2 separate regions of the Homo sapiens genome follow, and region 2 is linked to region 1. Evidence: chromatin contacts called from ENCODE Hi-C or POLR2A ChIA-PET data. All regions are on one chromosome and are shown on one strand. The core of a region is the stretch at or near the end of the contact, and the rest is flanking DNA. Distances in the headings are between cores, read along the strand shown. Region 1 has its middle 16 kb from the start of SBK1. Region 2 has its middle 27 kb from the start of NPIPB6.

What was found. Hi-C counts contacts between places; a loop is a spot of excess contacts on that map. ChIA-PET counts read pairs that join two places held with the same protein, here RNA polymerase II (POLR2A). Pooled maps may share reads with other maps.
Region 2: a map of IMR-90 shows a loop between it and region 1 (6-fold over the local background). The contact joins two enhancer-like sites. A Hi-C loop is called at or near these places in 6 of 168 maps with a recorded cell type or tissue (IMR-90, breast epithelium, colonic mucosa and 2 more), 4 of 37 single-sample maps with no recorded cell type and 2 of 50 pooled maps. POLR2A ChIA-PET finds 5 or more read pairs at or near these places in 5 of 52 experiments (CD4-positive, alpha-beta T cell, CD8-positive, alpha-beta T cell, T-cell and 2 more).

Annotation. Positions count from the first base shown.
Region 1 is chr16:28,272,630-28,280,150 of GRCh38, reverse strand. It overlaps a transcript of SBK1 not described here. Among named protein-coding and RNA genes, the nearest start is that of SBK1, 16 kb to the left of the region's middle. RefSeq lists a silencer at 2,169-2,463. Within about 2 kb of position 2,895, at least 5 of the 41 ENCODE cell types and tissues checked have a DNase peak (open chromatin) inside an H3K27ac peak, as active enhancers do.
Region 2 is chr16:28,332,994-28,340,514 of GRCh38, reverse strand. No RefSeq gene overlaps it. Among named protein-coding and RNA genes, the nearest start is that of NPIPB6, 27 kb to the left of the region's middle. RefSeq lists an enhancer at 3,814-4,313. Within about 2 kb of position 3,039, at least 2 of the 41 ENCODE cell types and tissues checked have a DNase peak (open chromatin) inside an H3K27ac peak, as active enhancers do.

The DNA of each region.
Region 1 (7,521 bases), core at 1,646-4,145:
ATATATATATATATATATATATATATATATATATAGTTTTTTTCAAATTAGGGAGGCATGGTGGCCAGATTGAGCCAGGAGTTTGAGGTTTCAGTGAGCTATGTTTGTGCCACTGTATTCCAGCGTGGTCAATAGAGCAAGACTCTGCTCAAAATAAATAAATAAATAAACCTAGCAATTGAGCCCCTGACTCTGGGACCCTTCAGAGCAACCATGGCAATCTCTGGCAGGTGAAGAACCATCGCTGTTGCCCACATGTCCCCCCGTGCTTCAGTTTACAAAGACGTCCTCACCCGCTGTCCCTGCTGGAAGCCGGCCGCCTCCCCATGCACAGTGGGACAACTGAGGTCCGGGGAGGAAGGGGCTCATCCCCAGCCTGCTGCCCTCAGTGCCGACCCTGGACTCAGGATCCTGGGGAGGGCAGGGGAATGTGGTCTCCAGGCCTGGCACCAGTCACCTCGAAGGCCACCAGCTGTCCCTGGGGCCCCTGGGCTTTGTCTTGCTTGTCCTGTTTCTCTCTAACCATAGGATACTAAATAACCACGGCTCCCATGATGGAGCACTGACAGTTTTCGAGGTGAAAGTAGTTGAACCTGTGCCCGTGACAGAATGCGGGACCCAGAGAAATTTAAACGTGGGGCCTCTTATTTCTGAGAGCAGAAACAAAAGCTTCTTCCTTTCTCCCTCAGTCTCTTTCTCCCAGCCTGTGATGGTGGTTTTTTTTTTTTTTTTTTTTTGGTTTTGTTTTTTAGAGACCAGATCTTGCTCTGTTGTCCCAGGCTGGAGTGCAGTGGTGCAATCATACCTCACTGCAGCCTCGAACTTTGGGGCTCAAGTGATCCTCCCACCTCAGACTCCCAAAGTGCTGGGACCACAGGCATGAGCCATAGCGCCCAGCTGTGTGATGGTGTTTTTTATTTCCTTTCCTTTTTTTTTTTTTTTTGACAGAGTCTCGCTGTGTCACCCAGCAGGCTGAAGTGCAATGGTGCCATCTTGGGGCTCTGCAACCTCCGCCTCTTGGGTTCAAGTGATTCTCCTGCCTCAGCCTCCCGCATAGCTGGGATTACAGGTGCACACCACCACATCTGGTAGAGAGCGGGTTTGACCATGTTGGTCAGGCTAGTCTTGAACTCCTGACCTCAAGTGATCCACCCGCCTTGGCCTCCCAAAGTGCTGAGATTACAGGCATGAGCCACCACGGCTGGCCCTTTTTTCCTTTCTAATGTCATGCTCCTTTGGGCACAGGGAGGTTGATGGGGCAAGTGCAGACCTCACAGGTGCCTGGACCACGTCGCTGTACACCTGACACCGATCCTGCCCTCACCCAGGCCCCTGGCTGGGGACAAACGGCAGCAGTGGTGACTGTTGTCGGGGTGAGTAGTTGGCTGAGAACCTGCCTATGGGAGGTGGTCGGAGTGTGATCATGCCTGGTATGAGGCAGGGGCTCCAAGGCCTGGGCACATGCCCCACCGGCCCATCAGACTCCCCTTACAAATTCAAAGATGAAATTATTAAGAATTTCAAACTGGGGCTGAGATCGCGCCATTGAACTCAGCCTGGGTGATGGAGTAAGACTCTGTCTCAAAATAAGATAAATAAATAAATAAAATAGAATAGAATAAAATAAAATAATAATTAAAAATTTCTCAGGCGTGGTGACACCTGCCTGTAGTCCCAGCTACTCAGAAGACTGAGGCAGGAGGATCGCTTGAGCCTGGGAGGCTGAGGATGCAGTGAGCCAGGATCAGGACACTGCACTCCAGCCTGGGTGACAGAGCAGGATCCTGCCTCTAAAACAAAGGCGGGGTGGGTGAGGTGGGGTGGGGTGAGGGAGGTGGCTGCCTCCTCTCTTTCCCTGTCCTAGACACTGCCTACCTCCCCCTGCTCTCCCCTGCCCCAAAGTCGATCTCAGTCTCTCTCCCGGGACCGGATGTGGCCTGGGGAGGGCTGGGCGGAGGAGCTGCAGGAGAAGCGGAGAGAGACGGAGGCCATGGCGAAGCCTCCCCTTCTCGCGGGGCCATTCGTTCCCCACTGGACGCTGCTCTGCCTGCGTGGCCTCGGGCATCCTCACACCACCTTAGAAGGTCGGACTTATAGCTGTGCCCATTTTATGGCTGACCAAACAGGGTCACAGAGCTTTTGTGTAACCTGGCTGAGGCCACACGGCCCGGACGTAGCGGGCCTGGGGCCAAGCCCAGGGTTCTGTGGCTAAACAAGAGACTTTGTCCGCGGAATCCGCCGCTTGCCGGCCGGTCCGCATATGTGAGCACAACACGCCCTCTAGTGGCCGTTTCGCCGTAGTGCAGGACGATCTGAGGGACCGCGGCGCGCGCTCTGTCTCTGTCTCTGTTCTATCTGGTTCTCGAGGGCAAGACCACGACATTTCCATCTTCTGATCGCCCACAACCCAGGACATGAATCCCCTCCCCAGCTGGTCCACTCGAGGTCCCCGGTCTGTGCCAGCCCCAGAGTACCTTTTAAAATTTGTATTTTGGAGAAAGGGTCTCACTGTCGCCCAGGCTGGAGTGCAGAGGTGTGATCATGGCTCACTGCAGCTTCCACCTCCTGGGCTCATGCGATCCTCTTGCCTCAGGACTACAGACGAGCACTACCATGCTCGGCTAATTTAATTTTTTGTGGAGACGGGGGTCTCACTGTATTGCTCAGGCTGGTCTCAAACTCCTGGTCTCAAGTGATCTTCCTGCCTGGGCCTCCCAAAGCACTGGGATTACAGGCGTGAGCCACCATTCCCCACCTTAGAGTGCCTTCTTGTTACTCCCCTGTTGTCTTTTTTTTTTCTCTCTCTCTCTCTCTGTCTCTATGTTTACACCGTGGTTCTCAAACTCCGGGGAGCTTTCAAAAGTCCCCACGCAGCCACACCCCAGAGCAAATGAATCCGTTTCCTCTCTCACCATCTTTAAGTTTGTGGGGTACAAACCTCAGAGAACAGAGGAGTTCTCAGCAGCCTCCAGCAGCCTCTCAGCTCCCTGACCTCCTCCCGTCCCCTTCGACCCTCTCCTCTGCAAGCCCCTTGGCCACCGCTCCCAGGCCCACACCCCAGCCTGCGTAACGACCCCACACCTCACCTGCTCTGAGTTCTCTATTTCAGGCACTCCCCCCTCTGCTCTGCCCTTCTATCCTCTTCATCGCTTGCCCTGGTACCTGCAGGCATCAGCTTCAATCCACCGCCCGGGAGCTGTGGCTCACGCCTGTAATCCCAGCACTTTGGGAGGCCGAGGCAGGCAGATCATGAGGTCAGGAGATCAAGACCATCCTGGCTAACACGGTGAAACCTTGTCTCTACTAAAAATACAAAAAATTAGCCGGGCGTGGTGGCGGGCGCCTGTAGTCCCAGCTACTTGGGAGGCTGAGGCAGGAAAATCACTTGAACCCGGGAGGCGGAGGTTGCAGTGAGCCAAGATCGCACCACTGCACTCCAGCCTGAGCAACAGAGTGAGACTCCGCCCCTAAATAAATAAATAAATACATAAATAAATAAATAAAATAAAAACTTCAATCCACCACCTGCAGCACTTTCTCACTACCCAGCAACCCCCTTCTGCCACCACCACGATGGCCTCCTGGAAAACACGCCCACTCCCATGCCCACCTGTCCTGCTATAGGACCAACCTGGCACAGCGCTAGCCAGGCATCCGCTCTCTGCCTGCACCAAGCAAGCCAACACTGCCTGGGAGGGTCACCCCGCAGCTGCCAGTGCCCCGTCTCATTCAGGGGCGCGGGTCTTGGAGAGGCACTCAGCAGAGTGCCCCCAACCTCCGCCCTCACTATGCCTCCCAGTTGCTTTTTCCTGCCCTTTCTGAGCAGCTTCTGAAACTGTAATTCGCCTGTGAGTCTCCTAGGGGTCTTGGTGAGGCCCGAGATTCCGCATTCCATCCCGCCAGCCCCCAGGGGTGCTGACGTTGCTGTCCGTGGAGCCCACTCTGTAGCAAGGTCTGGGATGACTTCCCACCTCCTCCTCTCTCCTCAAACAAACCGTGGCTCCCACTTTGCTGAGAAAACAGATGGATGAGATACATTTCCACTGCCTCCGCCATCAAACCACAACCCCTCCTCCAGCCTCCCTCCTCCTCCACTTCTTCCATCCGCTTCAGTGGCAGAAGGGCCCTTCCCCTGAGGGGCTACAGGGACCCAGTTTCTTCAGAGGTTCCCTTCTTCCCCACTCCGTCCTCCTCATTCTTTCTTTTTCTTTTTCTTTACCCTTTCCTTCCTTCCTTCGTTCCTTCCTTCCTTCCTTCCTTTTTTTTGAGACAGGGTCTTCCTCTGTCACCCAGGCCAGAGTGCTGGAGTGCAGTGGTGCAGTGATAGCTCACTGCAGCCTCTAACTCCTGGACTTAAGCGATCCTCCCACCTCAGCCTCCTGAGTAGCTGTTACTACAGGTATGCACCATGGTTGGCTAATTTTCTTATTTTTTGTAGACTCAGGGTTTCGTCATGTTGCCAAGGCTGGTCTTGAACTCCTGGGCTCAAACGATCCACCTGCCTTGGCCTCTCAAAGTGCTGGAATTACAGACATGAGCCACTGCACCGGGACCCCCTCATTCTTTTTCCAGGACTTTCTTGTGGGCACCAAGGCTCTGGCGTCTCCTCCTGACCCACGTCTTGAGCCATTTCTGGGCCCCCGAACAAAGCTTCTTGATGGAACTGGCTTCCTTCTCTCTGCTCTGCAACTTCCCAGTCTCTTTTGTTTGTTCTTATTATTTCTTCTCTTCTTATATACATATAGAAAATATACTTTTAATTTGTATTCAAGTTAGATATGCCCATTGTTTAGAATCAACGCACAGGGGCAGCCTCACCCCCATTTCTCACTTATTTTTTAAGAGATGGAGTCTCGCTCTGTCACCCAGGCTGGTGTGCATTGGTGTGATCACGGCTCACTGTAGCAATCCTCCCGCCTCAGCCTCCTGTGTAGCTGGGACCACAGGCACAAGCCCCAGTGACTGGCTAATTTGTAATTTTTTGTAGAGATGGGGGAGGGTCTCACTATATTGCCCAGGCTGGTTTCGAACTTCAGCCCTCTAGAGATCCTCCTGCCTCGGCCTCCCAAAGTGCTGGGGTTACAGCGTGAGCCACCACGCCCGGCCCCTTTTCCCACTTCATAAGGACAACCATCTCAACTCTTTTAGCTCGTGATTAGTCATTTTTACCTCCACATTTCCTACATACCATGTTTACATTGCTTCTTTTCCAGTTTTAGGCATTCCTTACCAACCTCCCACTTTGGGAGAAGAGGATTTAGCTCCTTATGTCCAACCACTCCCTCTCCCACCCACTCCCACATCCTATCCCCCCTCACATTACAGTTGCATTATAACATTGGTAAGACTGGAAATGTTTACATATTGTGGAAACGTTATTTACAGCTCTGTGTGGAACACTATGATTCCTTTCTTTTTTTTTCAATAATAGGCTTTATATTTTAGAGTAGTTTTAGGCTTACAGAACAATTGAGCAGAACGTGTTTCTTTTTATTTTTTGAGACAGAGTCTCACTCTCTCACCCAGGCTGGAGTGCAGTGGCTCGATCTCGGCTCACTGCAACCTCCGCCTCCTGGGTTCAAGCGATTCTCCTGCCTCAGCCTCCCGAATAGCTGGGATTACAGGCACCCACCACCATGCCTGGCTAATTTTTTTGTATTTTTAGTAGAGACGGGGTTTCACCATGTTGGCCAGGCTGGTCTTGGACTCCAGACCTCGGGTGCTCTGCCTTCCTCGGCATCCCAAAGTGCTGGGATTACATGTGTGAGCCATCGCACCTGGCCTGAGCAGAACGCGTTTGAATTGACCAAGAGACTTTCAGTTTTGTAGTATACTTCCTCTCCTCCCAACAAATTTCTCCTACCATTAACATCTTGTATCAGCGTGGTGCACTTGTTAAAACTGATGAACCAAGATTGATACATAGTTGCTAACTAAAGTTCATATGTTACATCATCGGGGCTCATTCTTTGTTTTGTAGAGTTCCATGGGTTTTGACAAATGTATGTTACAGGTCCACCCTCCCAGTATCATACAGAATAGTTTCACTGCCCTAAAAATCCACCATGCTGTACCTCTTCATCCCTCCCTCTCTCCCGCCAGCCCCCTGGCAACCACTGATCTTTTTATTCTCTTTAGTTTTGGTTTTTCCAGAATGTCATATCACTGGAGTCAGATAGTACTTTTCAGACTGGCTTCTTTCACGTAGCAATACACATTTAAGGTTCCTCTGTGTCTTTTGGGTGGCTTGATGGCTCATTTTATCACTGAATGTTCCATTGTATGGGTGTACCTATAGAAGGACATTGTCATTGTGGTTTCTTCCAAGTTTTGGCAATTATGAATAAAGCTGCTATAAATATTCATGTGCAGATAAGACACCAAAAACAGGCAGCAAAAACAAGAATAGACAAGTGGGGCTGGGCGCAGGGACTCTCGCCTGGAATCCCAGCACTGTGGGAGGCCAAGGTGGGTGGACTGCTTGAGCTCAGGAGTTTAAGACCAGCCTGGGTAACACGGCATAACCCCATCTCTACAAAAAAATGAAATGGACAAGTGGGACTACATCAAACTAAAAAGCTTCTGCTTAGCAAAAGAAACAATCTACACAGTGAAAAGACAACCTATGGCCGGGCATGGTGGCTCATGCCTGTAATCCCAGCACTTTGGGAGGCCGAGGCAGGCGGATCACCTGAGGTCAAGAGTTTGTTGAGACCAGCCTGGCCAAAATGGTGAAACCCCATCTCTACTAAAAATACAAAAATTAGCTGGGCATGGGGGCTCACGCCTGTAATCTCAGCTACTTGGGAGCCTGGGGCAGGAGAATTGCTTGAACCCAGGAGGCGGAAGTTGCAGTGAGCCGAGACTGCGCCATTGCACTCTAGCTTGGTCAATAAGAAAGAAACTCTGTCTCAAAAGAAAAAAAAAAAATCTGAAAGAGAGGCCAGGTGCGGTGGCTCACACCTTTAATCCAGCACTTTGGGAGTTCAAAGTGAAGGGACTGCTTGAGGCCATGAGTTCGAGACCAGCCTGGGCAACATAATGAGACCCTGTCTCTAAAAAAAGAAAAAAATAATTCTCAAAATGGTATTAGCACTCCTGTGTTCTTTACAACAATATTCACAATAGCCAAATGTAGAAATAACCCAAATGGGTTGAATGGATGAAAAAAATGTGATCTATACATGCAACAGGGACTACTACAATTAAGCCTTAAAAATATGCGATGACAGGCCAGGCATGGTGGCTCACGCCTGTAATCCCAGCACTTTGGGAGGCCGAAGTGGGTGGATCACAAGGTCAGGAGTTCGAGACCAGCCTGGCCAATATGGTGAAACCCTATCTCTACTAAAAATACAAAAATTAGCCAGGCGTGGTGGGGCATGCCTGTAGTCCCAGCTACTCAGGGGGCTGAGGCAGAAGAATCGCTTGAACCTGGGAGGCAGAGGTTGCAGTGAGCCAAGATCATGCCACTGCACTCCAGCCTGGGTGACAGAGTGAGACTCCGTCTCAAAAAAAAAA
Region 2 (7,521 bases), core at 1,790-4,289, 60 kb before region 1:
TTCCCTCCCTTCAGGGCAGGTTTATAATGAAATCCTCCTCAGAGGCCAGGTGCGGTGACACGCATCTGTAATCCCAGCACTTTGGGAGGCTGAGGTGGGAGGATCACTTGAGGCCAGGGGGTCGAGACCAGCCTGGGCAACATAAGAGAGACTCTTGTCTCTATAACAAATTTAAAAATTAGCTCACCAGGCCAGGCTCAGTGGCTCATGCCTGTAATCCCAACACTTTGAGAGGCCGAGGCAGGTGGATCACGAGGTCAGGAGTTCGAGAGCAGTCTGACCAACATGGCGAAACCCTGTCTCTACTAAAAATACAAAATTAGCCAGGCATGGTGGCACGCACCTGTAATCCCAGTTACTCGGGAGGCTGAGGTAGGAGAATTGCTTGAACCCAGGAGGTGGAGGTTGCGGTGAGCCAAGATCACGCCATTGCAGTCCAGCCTGAGCAACAGAGCAAGACTCTGTCTCGAGAGAATAAAAACACACAAAAAATTAACTCGCCAGGATGGCACATGCCTATAGTCCTAGCTACTTGGGAGGCTGAGGTGGGAGGATTCCCTCCAGCCCAGGAGTTTGAGGCTGCAGTGAGCCACTATGATTGTGCCACTGCACTCTAACCTGGGCAAAAGCGAGACCCCAGGCTAGAGTGCATGATTTTGGGTCACTGCAACCTCCACCTCCCAGGTTCAAGTGATTCTCCTGCCTCAGCCTCTTGAGTAGCTGGGACTACAGGCATGTGCCACCACGCCTGGGTAATTTTTGTATTTTTAGTAGAGACAGGGTTTAGTAGAGACCATGGTGAAACCCCGTCTCTATAAAACAAATCTCTACTAACCCCATCTCTACAAAAAACAGCTGGGCGTGGTAGTGCACACCTGTAATTCCAGCTACTTGGGAGGCTGAGGCACGAGAATCATTTGCATCTTGGAGGCAGAGTTTGCAGTGAGCTGAGATCGCACCACTGCACTCCAGCCGGGATGACAGAGCAAGACCCTGTCTCAAAAAAAAAAAAGAAAAAGGAACAAACAACAGCAACAACAACAAAAAAACCTCTGTGTCAATCACAGCCTTCGAGCTAGGGGAGAGGCGGCCGAATTCTGCCCTCCGCTAACGAGCTATAGCTTTGTGGAAATGGGCGAGTGGCATGCCCCTGTGAGCCTCAGGGCCCCATCTGTAAAATGGGCATAACTGTCATGCCCGTCTTTAAGAACAGCCTTGGGGGGTAAATGAGTGGAACTCATGGAAAGATCTCAGCCCACAACCTTCCACAGAACAGGCGCTTCTCACACAGTAAGTAGCAGGAGTGCAGAGGCTGCAGGCATGAATCCAGCCAGACTGCCTGGGTTCAAGTCCCAGCTCCCACGTCTTGGTAACTAAGTGGCCTCAGACAAGTTACTTAATATTTCTTCTTCTTCTTCTTTTTTTTTTTTTTTTTCAGAAGGAGTTTTGCTCTGTCACCCAGGCTGGAGTGCAGTGGTGTGATCTCGGCTCACTGCAACCTCCGCCTCCTGGGTTCAAGCAATTCTCCTGCCTCAGCTTCCTGAGTAGCTGGAATTACAGGCACCTGCCACCACATCCAGCTAATTTTTGTATTTTTAGTAGAGACAGGGTTTCACCATGTTGGCCAGGATGGTCTCGAACTCCTGACCTCGTGATCTGCCTGCCTCAGCCTCCCAAAGTACTGGGATTATAGGCGTGAGCCACCGCACCTGGACACGTTACTTAATATTTCTGTGCCTTGGTTTCTTCATCTGTGAAATGGGATTGTTGTGAGAATGCAAAGGGATTCCCAGGGCAGTTCCTAGTGCATAGTCTGGCTGCCTTTGTGTGTGTGTGTGTGTGTGTGTGCATGTGTGTGTGTGTTTAATACAGAGACAGGGTCTCACTATGTTGCCTAGGCTGGTTTCAAACTCCTGGGCTCCAGTGATCCTCCTGCTTCCACCCAAAGTGGTGGGATAACAGGTGTGTCACCACACCTGGTCACTTTATATTATTTTTTTCTTTTGAGACAGGGTCTCGCACTGTTGCCCAGGTTGGAATGCAGTGGTGCAATCTCAACTCACTGCAAACTCCGCCTCCCGGGTTCAAGTGATTCTCCTGCATCAGCCTCTTGAGTAGCTGGCACTATAGTCACCCGGCTCCTTGCCTGGCTAAGTTTTGTATTTTTAGTAGAGATGCGGTTTAGTGATTCTCCTGCATCAGCCTCTTGAGTAGCTGGTACTATAATCACCTAGCTCCTTGCCCAGCTAATTTTTGTATTGTTAGTAGAGATGCGGTTTCCTTTTTTTTTTTTTTTTTTTTTTGAGATGGAGTTTCGCTCTTGTTGCCTAGGCTGGAGTGCAGTGGTGCGATCTCGGTTCACCACAGCCTCCGCCTCCTGGGTTCAAGCGATTCTCCTCCTCAGCCTCCCGAGTAGCTGGGATTACAGGCATGTGCCACCGCACCTGGCTAATTTTGTATTTTTAGTAGAGACGGGGTTTCCCCATGTTGGTCAGGCTAGTCTCGAACTCCTGACGTCAGGTGATCTGTCTTCCTCGGCCTCCCAAAGTGCTGGGATTACAGGCATGAGCCAGCATGCCAGGCTGGCCCTTTTTTTTTGTTTTTTTTTTTAATCACTTAACATATATCTTGGAGAACTTTCCATTTTGGGAGTTAAAGAGATTTGTTTGTTTGTTTGTTTTGAGACAGGGTCTCCCTCTGTGGCCCATGCTGGAGCTGGACCTTGGCTCAGTCCAACTTCCACCCCCTGGGCTCAAGCAATCCTCCCACTTCAGCCTTCCAAGTAGCTGGGTCTATGGGCACATGCCACCACATCCCACTACTTTTTATAGTTTTTGTAGAGATAGGATTTTACCATGTTGCCCAGGCTGGTCTTGAACTCCTGAGCTCAAGTGATCCACCTGCTTCAGCCTCCCAAAGTACTGGGATTACAGGCATGAGCCGTCTTGCCCAGCCTGTTGTTTATTTAATATCTACCAAGTGCCAACTACCATAGAGGACATAAAGATGATTCAGTCTCTTCAGAAGTCATTTTCTTTCTCTCTCTTTCCTGTTGTACAGCACAAAATTAATGGACTAAATAGTCTGTCACTAGATAAACAAGCCCTAAGTAATCAGGCACTTGCTGCAGTTTTTACAAAGTTTAAAAAGCCATATGAAACACAGTATACTCCAAGTAATAAGAGGCAAAATATGCGAAGTGTTACTGCTGGGGAATTTACGGACTATTCTTTTCTACAGTATATCTGCTGTGGTCTGAATGTGTTCCCCAAGATTCATATGTTAAAACTTAACCACCAGTCTGGTAGTATTAAGAGGTGGGGCATCATTAAGTCATGAGGGCATGGGATTAGTAACCTCATAAAAAGGTTGGCGGGAATGAGCTAGGCCCTTTCATTGCCCTTACATCCCTCTGTCACTTGAAGACACAGCACTGGTCCCCCCGGGAGGACATAGCAGCAAGGTGCCATATTGGAAATGGCCACCATGCCCTCACCAGATACCAACCTGCTGGTAACTTAATCTTGGCCTTCCTAGCCTCCAGAACTGTGAGAAAGAAATTTCTGGGTTTTGTTTGTTTGTTTGTATGAGACAGGGTCTCTGTCACCTAGGCTGGAGTGCAGTGGCACGATCTCGGCTCACTGCAACCTCTGCCTCCTGGGTTCAAGTGATTCTCCCACCTCAGCCTCCCGAGTAGCTGGGATTACAGGTATGCACCACCACACCCTGCTTTTTTTTTTTTTCTTGGCATTGTACAGATAGGGTTTCGTCATGTTGCCCAGGCTGATCTCGAACTCCTAAGGTCACACGATCCACCTGCCCTGGCCTCCCAGCATGCTGGGATTAAAGGCGTGAGCCACTGTGCCTGGCCAAAATTTCCGTTTTTTATAAATAACCCAGTCTCTGGTACTTTCTTATAGCCACACGAACAGATAGACTGTACTCATCTGTTGGCTGGGCGCAGTGGCTCACGTCTGTAATCCCAGCACTTTGGGAGGCTTAGACAGGCGGATCACGAGGTCAGGAGATCGAGACCATCCTGGCTAACATGGTGAAACCCCGTCTCTACTAAAAATACAAAAAATTTAGGTGGGCGCGGTGGCGGGCGCCTGTAGTCCCAGCTACTCAAGAGGCTGAGGCATGAGAATGGCATGAACCCGGGAGGCGGAGCTTGCAGTGAGCCGAGATCATGCCACTGCAGTCCGTCCTGGGCGAAAGAGCGAGACTCCGTCTCAAAAAACAAACAAACAAACAAACAAACAAACAAGAGGTCCAGAGTGTGACAACATGGCCTTGCAACCTTGTGCTCAGGGACCCTGGAGCCAGTCCTTCATAGGTCTGCTGGAACTCGCCACCCTGGGACTGCAGGCTCTGCCTGGCTGCAATCAAGAATCCCCTGGGGCCAGGTGTGGTGGCTCACGCCTGTGATCCCAGCACTTTGGGAGGCTTAGGTGGGCAGATCACCTGAGACCAGGAGTTCGAGACTAGCCTAGCCAACGTGCTAAAACTCCGTCTCTACTAGAAATACAGAATTAGCCAGGCGTGGTGGCGGGTGCCTGTAATCCCAGCTACTCAGGAGGCTGAGGCAGGAGAACTGCTTGAACCCAGAAGTGGAGGTTGCAGTGAGCTGAGATTGCGTCACTGCACTCCAGCCTGGGTGACAGAGCAGAATCCGTCTCAAAATAAATAAATAAATAATCCCCTGGGGATCTTGGATTTGATCTTGGTGCCAAGGGAATTGGATTTCCTTGGTCTGGGTAGTGCCTTGGCATCTGTATTACGATTATCATTTGCCAATGATTATGAATTTTTAAATTTCACACAGCTTTGGGGAAGCATAGAATCTGGACTTGTTCAGAACAATCAGCTATTGACACCAGAGGCTGCCTCTGGGTTATAATTGGATAATTATCCCTTCCTGGTGCAGACATTAGTGGCTCTCTTGTGCTTGGCCATGAACCATTTGCTGTGTCCTCCATGTGGCCAAGCATCAAAAGGATAATGTTTTCATTTTTTAATTTTTGTGGGTAGATAGTAGGCATATATATGTATGGGGTGCATGAGGTGTTTTAATACAGGCATGCAATGCATAATAATCACATCAGGGTAAATGGGGATCCATTACATCAAGCATTTATCCTTTGTGTTACAAACAATTCAATTACACTCTTTGAGTTATTTAAAAATGTACAATTGGCTGGGCACAGTGGCTCTCACCTGTCATCCCAGCACTTTGGGAAGCTGAGGCGAGCGAATCACTTGAGGTCAGGAGTTTGAGACCAGTCTGGCCAACATGGTGAAACCCCGTCTCTACTAAAAATACAAAAATTAGCTGGGCGTGGTGGCACTTATCTGTAATCTCAGCTACTTGGGAGGCTGGGGCAGGAGAATCACTTGAGCCCAGGAGTTCGAGACTAGCCTGGGCAACTTAGCAAGACCCCATCTCAAAAACAAAGCTACAGCTTAAAAGAAAATCAGACCATGTCACTCTCTGCTTAAGGCCTTCAAGGGTTTCCTCATGCATTCAGGATAGAATCCGAAGTCCTTAGAATGACCCAGAGGGACTGACACAGTTGGGCCTGGCCTCATCCCATGGCAGTCTCCTGCTCGTTCAACTAGGCTGTGATGCACTAGTCCCTCCCCCACGTGCTCCCCAGATTTATTTCATTTTATTTTATATTTTTTTGAGACAGGGTCTTGCTCTGCTGCCCAGCCCGGAGTGCAGTGGTGTGATCATAGCTCACTGCAGCCTCGAACTGCTGGGCTCAAGCTATGCTCCCACCTCAGCCCCTCAAAATATGATGAGTACAAGCATGAGCTACTGCACCCAGCCCCTAGCTTTAAATATTTAAAGCATCTAAACATAGAAGAGTTGAAAAAGTGGTATAATTGTCACTCATACACCTATCCTGAAATTCAATAATTACCATTTTGTCATATTTTCTTTGTCTGTGTGCATGTGTGTATTTTGCTGAAATGTTAATTAATTTATTTATTTGAGATGGAGTCTCGCTCTAATGCTCAGGCTGGAGTGCAGTGGCATGATCTTGGCCCACTGCAACCTCCGCCTCCTGGGTTCAAGTGATCCTCCTGCCTCAGCCTCTTGAGTAGCTGGAATTATAGGCACCTGCCACCATGCCCAGCTAATTTTTTGTATTTTTTGTAGAGACGAGGTTTCATCATGTTGGCGAGGCTGGTCTTGAACTCCTGACCTCAAGTGATCCGCCTGCCTCGGCCTCCCAAAGTGCTTGGATTTCAGGCGTGAGCCACTGCGCCTGGCCAACATTTAAAAGTTAGTTGTAAGCCAGGCATGGTGGTGTGGGCCTGTAGTCCCAGCTATTGGAGAGGCTGAGGCAGGAGGATCGCTTGATCTCAGGAGTTTGAGGCTGCAGTGAGCTACGATCATGCCACTGCACTCCAGCCTGGGTGACAGAGCAAGACCCTGTCTCTAAAATAATAATAATAATAAATAAATGAAATAAAAGTTAGCTGTAGATGTCATGTCAGTTGACCCCTATAATGACTTCAATGTGAATCTCCTAAAAATAAAGACATCTTCCCTTATAGCCAGCCACATGTCACCACCCTACCCAAGAAAATCAATAGAAATTTTCTAATATTGAGTCCACGTTCAAATGAACCCAATTATTCCCTGAATGCATTTTAAAGATGTTTAATTTCCAAATCAGGACCCAATCAGGTTTGCACATTGTGGTTGGCTCCAGTGTCTCTTTGGAGTCTCCTAGTCTGGAACTGGCACTTCACAGTGTGGTTTGGGACCAGCGGCATGAGCATCACCTGGGAATTTGCTAGAAATGCAACTTCACAGGCCTCACTCCCAACCTGAATCAAATTCTGGGGTGGGGTCCAGGAATCTGTTTTAACAAGCCAGGTGATTTTTTTTTTTTTCGAGACAGGGTCTCGCTCTGTCACCCAGGCTGGAGTGCAGTGGCATGATCTCAGCTCACTGCATCCTCCGCTTCCCAGGTTCAGGTGATTCTCCTGCCTCAGCCTCCCGAGTAGCTGGGACTACAGGTGCCTGCCACCACGCCCAGCTAATTTTTGTATTTTTAGTAGGGATGGGGTTTTGCTATGTTGGTCAGTCTGGTCTGGAACTTCTGACCTCAAGCAATCTGTCCACCTCAACCTCCCAAAGTGTTGGGATTATAGGCATGAGCCACTGTACCTGGCCTCAGCTAGTTATCTTCATGGCTGTCTCTTCCTTTTATTTTATTTAATAATAATAATATTATTATTTTTGTGGAGATAGGGTCCCACTATGTTGCCTAGGCTGCCCTTGAACTCATGGCCTCAAGTGATTCTCTTGTCTTGCCTCCCAAGGCCCTAGAATTACTGATGTGAGCCACTGTGCCTGGGCTTTCTTAGTTCTGTGCTCATTAGTTCTTCTCTCTTTCTCTCCCTCCGTCTCTCTATTTTCCCCCTTTCCCTCTCTTCTGTTCCCTCTCTCCTCTGCAAAGAAACTGATTCCTCCCTTCCTGGGCATGTATTTCCCAGCCTTCA